2 separate regions of the Homo sapiens genome follow, and region 1 is linked to region 2. The links are chromatin contacts, found by Hi-C or POLR2A ChIA-PET in ENCODE. All regions are on one chromosome and are shown on one strand. The core of a region is the stretch at or near the end of the contact, and the rest is flanking DNA. Distances in the headings are between cores, read along the strand shown.

Evidence for each region. Hi-C counts contacts between places; a loop is a spot of excess contacts on that map. ChIA-PET counts read pairs that join two places held with the same protein, here RNA polymerase II (POLR2A). Pooled maps may share reads with other maps.
Region 1: a map of naive thymus-derived CD4-positive, alpha-beta T cell shows a loop between it and region 2 (3-fold over the local background). The contact joins two enhancer-like sites. A Hi-C loop is called at or near these places in 1 of 168 maps with a recorded cell type or tissue (naive thymus-derived CD4-positive, alpha-beta T cell) and 6 of 50 pooled maps. POLR2A ChIA-PET finds 5 or more read pairs at or near these places in 1 of 52 experiments (activated T-cell).

Annotation. Positions count from the first base shown.
Region 1 is chr18:70,670,232-70,674,541 of GRCh38, reverse strand. No RefSeq gene overlaps it. Among named protein-coding and RNA genes, the nearest start is that of GTSCR1, 21 kb to the right of the region's middle. Within about 2 kb of position 2,226, at least 2 of the 41 ENCODE cell types and tissues checked have a DNase peak (open chromatin) inside an H3K27ac peak, as active enhancers do.
Region 2 is chr18:70,488,555-70,492,915 of GRCh38, reverse strand. It overlaps LOC105376872 (a long non-coding RNA gene), which reads right to left. Exons shown (of 3, transcript XR_935606.3): 3 at 1,651-2,861. Among named protein-coding and RNA genes, the nearest start is that of LINC01910, 110 kb to the right of the region's middle. Within about 2 kb of position 2,360, at least 4 of the 41 ENCODE cell types and tissues checked have a DNase peak (open chromatin) inside an H3K27ac peak, as active enhancers do.

The sequences.
Region 1 (4,310 bases), core at 977-3,476, 180 kb before region 2:
TAAAAATCTTAATCAGTGGGTTGATATAGAAATGTTTTAAAAGAGAAAGAAAAAAATGTTTTAGAAATATTTCAGAGTTTCACTCTTGGCTTATTCCATTTAACACAGAGATATAAAAGATTTTTATCTAGAATTTGGATGTCAGATTTCAGAATAATAGGAAATTGATCAGATGTTGTAATTATCATTCAATATTATCCTTTTAAGGAGGAATAACAGCTTGAAATATGGAATATTAAGCTACCAAAATAGACATTTGACATTAGTCCATATGGAAAAGGGTCAATATAAATCAACATAGGAATACAATATATAAACAGTAAATGTGAAATAAGGCTCGAATGACAGAAACAAAGCCATAGAATCAAGAAATATTATTCACTCACTAGAATTCAAACGGCCGTTTAAGTACCTATGCACCGTGAACATGATCAAGATTTAACATGTGAATGAGGCCTAGACATCAGGAAACTTTCAGCATGACAAGTCTGGTGGGAGAGACAGACTTGTAAACACAAATGTCAAGACGTGTGATATGCAGAGCTGACATTCAACAGTGCTGCCCAGCAACATACAGGCTTGCATTAGCTCAGACTAGCAATAGACACCATGTAACGCTGATTAAAACATATTTTTAATATCAACTGAACTGGGTGATACAGGTTCCATAATACTGTTGTGCTTAAAGATAGGCAGAATTTCTAACAAGAAAGGAACCAGGAAATGACGCTGAAGACTGAAGGAGCATCATGGAGCCTAGAAACATAAAACTTTTGGTAGTTTTCACCAGTCAAGTTCGGTGAAAGAGCTTTGGTGGGAGACAGGCCTGGAAGAGTAGAAAGTGAGCCCAGGGATGGATTTGGGAGCCACTCACGTGGATGTGATAGTTACAGTAACAAAAGTGAATACAATCTTCAAGGAAGAGAATGCAAATGAAAAAACAGTAGAAGGCCCTATTAAGTGAAAATTGGATTTATATTTCAAGAGAAGTTAAAAAAAAATCATGAAGCTCGGTAATGTAGAAAAGCTAGGCTTTCATAGAAAACTGAGGGTAAAAAGCTCAGAGAGTACAGTTCTGCCCTGTCCTCTACATCTGGGTCCTGGAACACAACCATGTACAGAGGACATCATTGGATCAAGTAGAACAGAGCATAAGTAATCAGAGGATTTTCTTTGTCCTGTTAAAATCTCCAATGCTGTTCACGGTAGAATATATGACCCCATATATTCCACTGAGAAACTTCAAGATTCAGTTTGCTGTCAATGTGTCTCCAGCTAAATTAGGCTAATAAGTTAGCCTAATTTATTCTTTCTGAGGGCTTTTGTGCTTAGTAAAGACAACCTGAAAGCATAGATTTTCACTCTTTGGTGTCAGCAATCTTCTTATCCCAACATCATCCTTGGTAATCTTGATAATGTTGGAGGAGAAAGAAAATGAAGAAAAATCTGTGATAAGATTTATCTCAGAAGCACCCTAAATGATAAATTATGATTTTCATGGGCATTCACAACAGTCTCTGATAGGAGCTTCATGCTTGGAAAATGAAAGGGTTCGTTTCTGATACATCTCCCTGGGCCATCTTGCAGCATTCCTTGATCTTCCCTTCAATATGTTACCAGTCACGCAGTAGCACTCTGTCACCTAATTTAATGGTGCACCTGAGAGAAACTGCGTCTGCCTTCCACAGACAGAACATTAGCAATAACAGGAAACCACAAGTCTGTTAGGAGGTCACAGTTGGCAATTTTATTGTTATTATTGAGGATGGTGATCAGAGGCTCGGGAGTGAACATCACCCTTGACAGAGATTGTTCTGGAACAACCACAATTTCATTTTATGGCTCCTTTTTCAAAAGTGCATATATTTATGAAATCGCTCTTATGAAGTTCAGCACAATCTTGATGGAACACTTCTGCATTGTTGTGTGATACGGTACAGTGGCAGAGGCTGAAAATATCTTTAAATCAAAAATAGTGATACCAGTTGCAATTTTTTAGTTAAAAAAGGAAGAAATGCTTCCCAACAATAATCCCTTATGCCAAACCAACTGTTAGAGCAGAGATTACTATCCTTACCACAGTTACCATATGCTTAGAGAATCTGCTCCAAGCACAAGTAACAGCTGTCACTCCCATATGCGGGGTTAGTGAGAGCCCAGCGGTGCTGTGCTGCTATTTCCATTGCACGTCTGGGTGTGCATGCTCATGCCTGATTCAGGTTCACATAAACTGAAGGTGTGTGCCTCACAGGTGCTGCACTTTGCTGGTGGCATATACTACGAGGCCCAGTCATGTCTGTGTGACAGCCCACAGGTTGAAAATGCAGGCTGTGGCATTTGCAGAGAGCTTATTTTAAATGGATTTGTCCTCTTCTAAAGGTATTGCTCCAGCATTACGTAAAGTCAAAAAGTCCTTCGACTCATGGGCTCAGAACCCCGGGGCTACAGAGACTCATGAAACTTTCATCAAAAACAATTCTCAGTTCTCAATTTATTAAAGAGATCACCTGTGTATAGGTTTTGACAGTTATTTATGGAATTCATGGTGGTTAAGTCTAAAGTTCTATATCTCGTTTCCAGTGGTTCTTTAAGATACCTCTCGACTAGACATTTTTATGGCATATATTGTTGGTAGTGAACAAAGAAGTGTAAAATTATATTACATTAGAGGTATAATCTGACCCAACATCCAACTTGGTTACTTCAAAGATGAAGAAACCAAGTTAATATTTTATTATTTTTGTTTATATCTTTATTAGGCCATTAGATTTTTGTTCTTCAAAACCTCACTGCCTTTTTGTGACTCCCTGTTTCCCTGGAAAATTCAAGGTTTATGTAAGGTTTGTAAAAATAAGTCAGCTTCATTCTCATGGATGTTCTTATTATGATGATCTTTTTGTATCTATTCTATCATCTGAGAAAAGGCACAAATGAAATGTTAGCTCTCCTTTCTCTCATGCATCAAGTCATTTTAAATTGGAGAAACTGTGCAACAGGGAGTATCACAGTATAAAATTTACATACATGTTTTTCCACTTTATATTACCTGCTAGGAGGACCTATAAAAGAGGAGGATTCATGGACAAATTTTAGAAGCATAGAGTCTACCAGATCACTATTTTAAATTAAGGATTTTTTTAATCTCCAATTTACATACAAGTTTAGAGCTAAGCAATGAATACTAAAGGCATTGACCTCACTGGAAATGGACTTCTTAGATGGAAATGTTATAAAATACTCTAGGAATTGCACTATCAGCTTAGTACAAGGTCTGCATTAAAAACCTAAGTAGTTAGAAGCCAGGGGCCATGACCAGAATCTAATCCCAGAACAGTCAAATGAATAGAGTTGGGTCATTTAACTTTGAGAACTACGCTGTCCACTTTAAAACAAATAGAATGATACCAGGTGACTGAAAAGGGTATCTGGGGGGTGCACAATCATCGATGTAGCTGAAGCCTCAGCAGGGACAGAGAGTCCACATGACTAAGCTGAGTTCAAAGATGGATTCTAAACACTCTTCCTGATTCAGCTGAACAGCCCTGGGTGTGGGCATTGTTTAACTGGAAATTGAGTTGAAAGCACATACGACCTTAAATTCATGGTGCCCTTTAAGGATTCTCCTGTAATCCAAATTCTGTGATTCTAGAATACTCATTGAGAAAGATGATGTTCACCTACTGCAAGGAGTAGAGATCGCACTCCAAGGCTATGCTGAAGGTGCTTTTCCATTACATAAAAGTTCCCTCAATAGAATGAGCTCTTAGTGTGATAGCTGAATTTAGTGGTAGCCTTGATCTTATTTGTTTTTTATTTTTATGAACAACGCTGTGAACTCCACAATGCAAGTTGTGTAGAGATAGGCCAAACTGTCCTTAGCTCTGGTTTCAATGAAGTTTATTATTTTCATACTATTTCTTTTCAGAGCAATTAAGAGAGCAAAAAAATACAGACAACAAAGCCCCCACATCTTGGCATTTTTAAAGAATAGTTAACAGAGACAAAGATGGAGAAATAGGAGGTCCCCAGCCATCATCCCCCTACAGAAGCAACAATTTTCCAGCCACCCGTGGACAAAAGTGCCTTTGTGGGAGCCTTGGGATCCAGGTAGGAGGTTGTGAAACCCTGATGGAGCCCAAGAATAAGAAAGCCCACTTTGAAAGGGCAGGCCCATGCCCTGGTGATAGGCCTGCTGACAGTAGTCCTGGCTATAGATTCAAAAGCAGCCCATGCCCCTGGGGACTTGGCTTCAGCCCCATTTGGGGTTCAGCCACTACACAAAACCAGGCATGCTGGCTGTGGCAGGGTAG
Region 2 (4,361 bases), core at 1,111-3,610:
TTTAGTTAATAACCATGTATTAATATTTGTTCATGAATTATAACAAATGTCTCATATTAGTGGAAGATGTTAATAGAAGAAACTGTACAAGGAAGAATAGATGACAAATCTCTGTACTATTTGTTCAATGTTTCTGTAAACCTAAAATGGTTCTAAAAACTAAAGTCTATTAATTTAAAATCAAAAAATGTATAGAAAAGTCCCATTTTAGCACCAATTGCATTTTAGCACCAGTAACTAATAATGACTGTTCAATGTTTCACAGGCCTGTTGGCACTTAATCTTCAGAGCAACCTGTTACTCTCCCCAGTATGCAGATGATAAAATGAAGGCAGTAAAGTTGAATTCTTTGCCTGGATTCACAAAGTTTGCTATGGGCTGGCCTAGGTTTGACTACAGAACTCAGGTCTTAACCATAACAATCTGTGTTTTGCCTCTTCCCTAAAAGACACCATATAAACGTCTGTGAAATGGGGGAAGTATTCCCCTTGCCTTGGGTGGAACTGAGGTGGAATCACAAAGTTCTTACTGTGTTCAGAGTACTAATCTTATTTAGGCCGTGGAAGACTGGAGTCAATGCCAGTCATGCCCCAGTGTAAAATAGATCAGGCCAGAGGTGGTTAGGACTGTATATGATGACTCTTCTGTACTGAACCTCTTACCAGTCATTGTTGATCTGGGACAAATGGAGAAAGGCTCTTTGATAATAACCATATTTTATGAGGAATAATCACTTTAAATAAATGACCAAAAATGTAATGACTTAAAGCTAATCTTTAGAACATCAAGCTATGAAGTACCTCCTCCAAGATTGTATTAGTCTTCCTAGTGCTGTCTGGTACCAATATCCTACTTGTAGATAATGAACCGGGCTCAAGTAAGTCCTATTCCAGTAGCCTCACCAATGCAAAGCGAAATGGAAGAAGCCCCAAAAGATAGTAGTAGAGGAAGACTCTATCTGCATAAAGATGCATGGCCACAAGAGGGCACTGCAGACACAATGTGGAATGCAGATGCCCACAGGTACCCAGGCGGTCACTCACTGCAAAGAGAACCAATGGGCAAAAGTTAACTCGCTTTCCAATTTTAAAAGACAAATCATGACTTAATCTACAGTAGTGACTGAATCTATATTTAAATCCCAACATGCTGCAGAGCTATTTAGTATTATTCAGAATTAGAATTATTTCCCTTAAAAGCTTCCAAAGTAATATTTAAATACTATTAATCTGTATCTTACTTATACAACTAAGTATATTATATAGCAAGCAATAAACCTAAATAAAATTGCTAGTCAAATTGAGCATGGATTAAGTGATCAGAGAATGTCATACTTCTTCAATTCTGCCCAGTGCTTATCAGAGCACCGTTCCTTCACTTAGTAGGAACATGTTACAAACTGTCATTAAATATATCTGATAAATTAGTAATACATCATCAGAACACAGCCTACAGTTTTTGGGATAAGGGATTTTTAATATAAAAACCTTCTTGAGTGTTTTCCTACTGTAAGAAATTTTTAGTAGCTTTTCTCCTGTATTTATGTGATGCAGGCTTTGATCCCAGGAGACTGTCTTAACTCTGCAAATGCCAGGGAATCCATATTTACATCATAGAGATGGGCTATGGCAAATCAAGTCAGTAGCATTGGATGGTACCAGTTTAGTTTATTCCTTAAATGAAAAACACAAAGGCTGTGCATTAACTCATAGGACCAGCTAACAAAGGGGTCTCCACATTGTCAAGTTTAACCAAGAGCAAACGGGTTTTAAAACACACCTTTACATTTTTATAATGGGGAGATGAAGAGAAGAAAATTGTGCGTCAAATGTTTTCGAATACTCATATCCATATGTGGAAATAGAAATTAAAATATCATCGTAAGAAGTTATAAAAAGCATTTGTGCAGAACCACAATATTTTGATACTATTCAAACAATAATATCTATCTTAAGGTTTGAAAGAAAGTATAACATTAGGCATCAGGTTTTTTTACTTTTTAGTTTATGATTGAGAATTAAACCACAATATAAAACCAAAAATATTTTCAAAGAGAATTTAGAAGTTATGTTGATTTATGCAAGAAGTAGTGTTATCATATTATTAATACATTAATTAATACAGCTACATTTAAAACCCTGTAGACATGGGTGTACATACCAATATTTTTTCTCTTTATTAACAAATAGAGGGAAATTATATGCTACTGTTAATCTAATTTCCTGCTTCACAACCCTCTTTTAATTTCTGACATATGTTTATGTCTGAAACAGAAGAGCAAAGCACTTGCAAACACCCCTGAGTTAAGCCTAACACTTCGGGAACTCTTGAGGATTTGAGCGACTGGTGTGGAGAGACTGTCAGTATGCAGTGCCCTCTGCTGGCCAAATTATTAAACATCGCGATAAACAAAATTCCCAAGTGTTAATATTACAATGTGGGGGAATAAAACTAAGATTATTTTGGAATTAGCCCTATAATTCCGGAGAGTCACCATTCACTACCATAATTCCTTAGTGAACAGAGATTTACTTTTATGGAACAAAACAAGCGCAAAGCTACCTGGTACAAAGAAACATCCCCTGCCAAGAATGGAATAGAGAGTGAGACTTCTTATGCCTGCCCAGGTCTCAGGTCCAAAGTCACCCCAACTGTTACCTCTTTCTCAATCTTACCGCCCCTCCTCCATGTCCCACAGCCTCTCCGTGCTTTCACTTCCCAGTTCTGCTGCAATCTTTCAGCTTGTATCTTCTCATTGGAACTGTGAGCTCATCCAGCAGAGATATGTGTCACTCCTCCTGGAAGCCTCGGACATTACAAAAATTCAGTAACTGTCTGTCCAGTTTGGGTTTCTTCAAAAGCTGTAGAATTAATCATAGGGCCAGAATCAGCAATGTTGCAATGCAGTTCCCGGTGATGAATTTAGGAAGTTGTCCTGGACCCCAGAAGTGAGACTTTTAATCATGAAGAGTGGTGAACACAATGTGTGTGGCATAATAAACCTCTGGCTGTGTATTCATTAATTTTAAAGAAGAAAACGAGTACAACATTGCTGCTAAGACTTAGACGGGCTTCTGTGTAGAATTTCCATTTGGCTTCCAGGACAGATTCTTGGGTTCAGAGGCCACTAAGAAGGGGGAAGGAAGAGAGAGAAGGCAAACTTCTGGGCCAAGGTTCAGGGGAGGTGGAGGCAAACCTCTGAGACAGAGAGAGAAAGGCAGGCCTCTGAGACAAAGAGAAATCATTCTGGGCTCCTCTGTAGGGTTCAAACTGATTCGGTTTTATCCGGAGTAAAACAAAAGCAGTCATTTTAATAAATCCTTGAAATTCACATCTTTCCAGGTGCTGTAAGAGCACTGGGAAGACAGAAAGCTTAACTAAATCTTTGTCAATGAATATTTAAGCAATATACCAGGAAGCCTTTCAGGTGATAAACAAAACCTAGTAATTATAAAGATAAAATTGTGCAATTTGACTACAATAAATAACAAGCCTTTACTCTGCAAAACAGCATTACCTAAATGTCAAAATACAAGTAACAAACTGGGAAAAGTATCTGCAACACATATGGAAAGGCTACAGTCCTTACTATTTAAAAAGTATTTATACAAACCAGTAAGAAAGTTAATGCTAACAACCTAATACGACACACGTGAGCAATTTTCAAGAAAGGAAGGAGATTGTGTCTAAGCACGTGTCAATATAGTCAACCTCACTAATAATAAAATGCAACTATTATACCTAATTAATCTAACAACTATCAAATAGGTAAAACTAAAAATATTTTATAAACTTTGTGTATTAAAGCAAATGACCCCTCTAATATGCTGTTGGCAAGAAAACTTGATTCTACAACTTTCACACAGAACAGTTTGGCAATATCTATCATAATGCACCTTACACACACGCCCAGCCATGTCTAGGCATTTTCCCTACACATCTATTCCCATTGATACAAGGAAATTCATAGCATTCTCATTTTTAATAGCAAAAAAAAAAAATATCTGGGAACAACCTAAATGTCCATGAGTGCAGGCTGAATAAAGAAATCATGGGCTGGACGCGGTGGCTCATGTCTGTAATCCCAGCACTTTGGGAGGCCAAGGTAGGTGGATCACTTGAGGTCAGGAGTTCGAGACCAGCCTGGCTAACATGGCAAAACCCTGTCTCTACTAAAAATACAAAAATTAGCCAGGCATGATGGTATGAGCCTGTAATCCCAGCTACTTGGGAGGCTCAGGCAGGAGAATTGCTTGAACCTGGGAGGCAGAGATTGCAGTGAGCTGAGATTGTGCCACTGCACTCTAGCCTGGGCGACACAGCAAGACCGTGTCTCTCAAAAAAAAAAAAAAAGAAAGAAA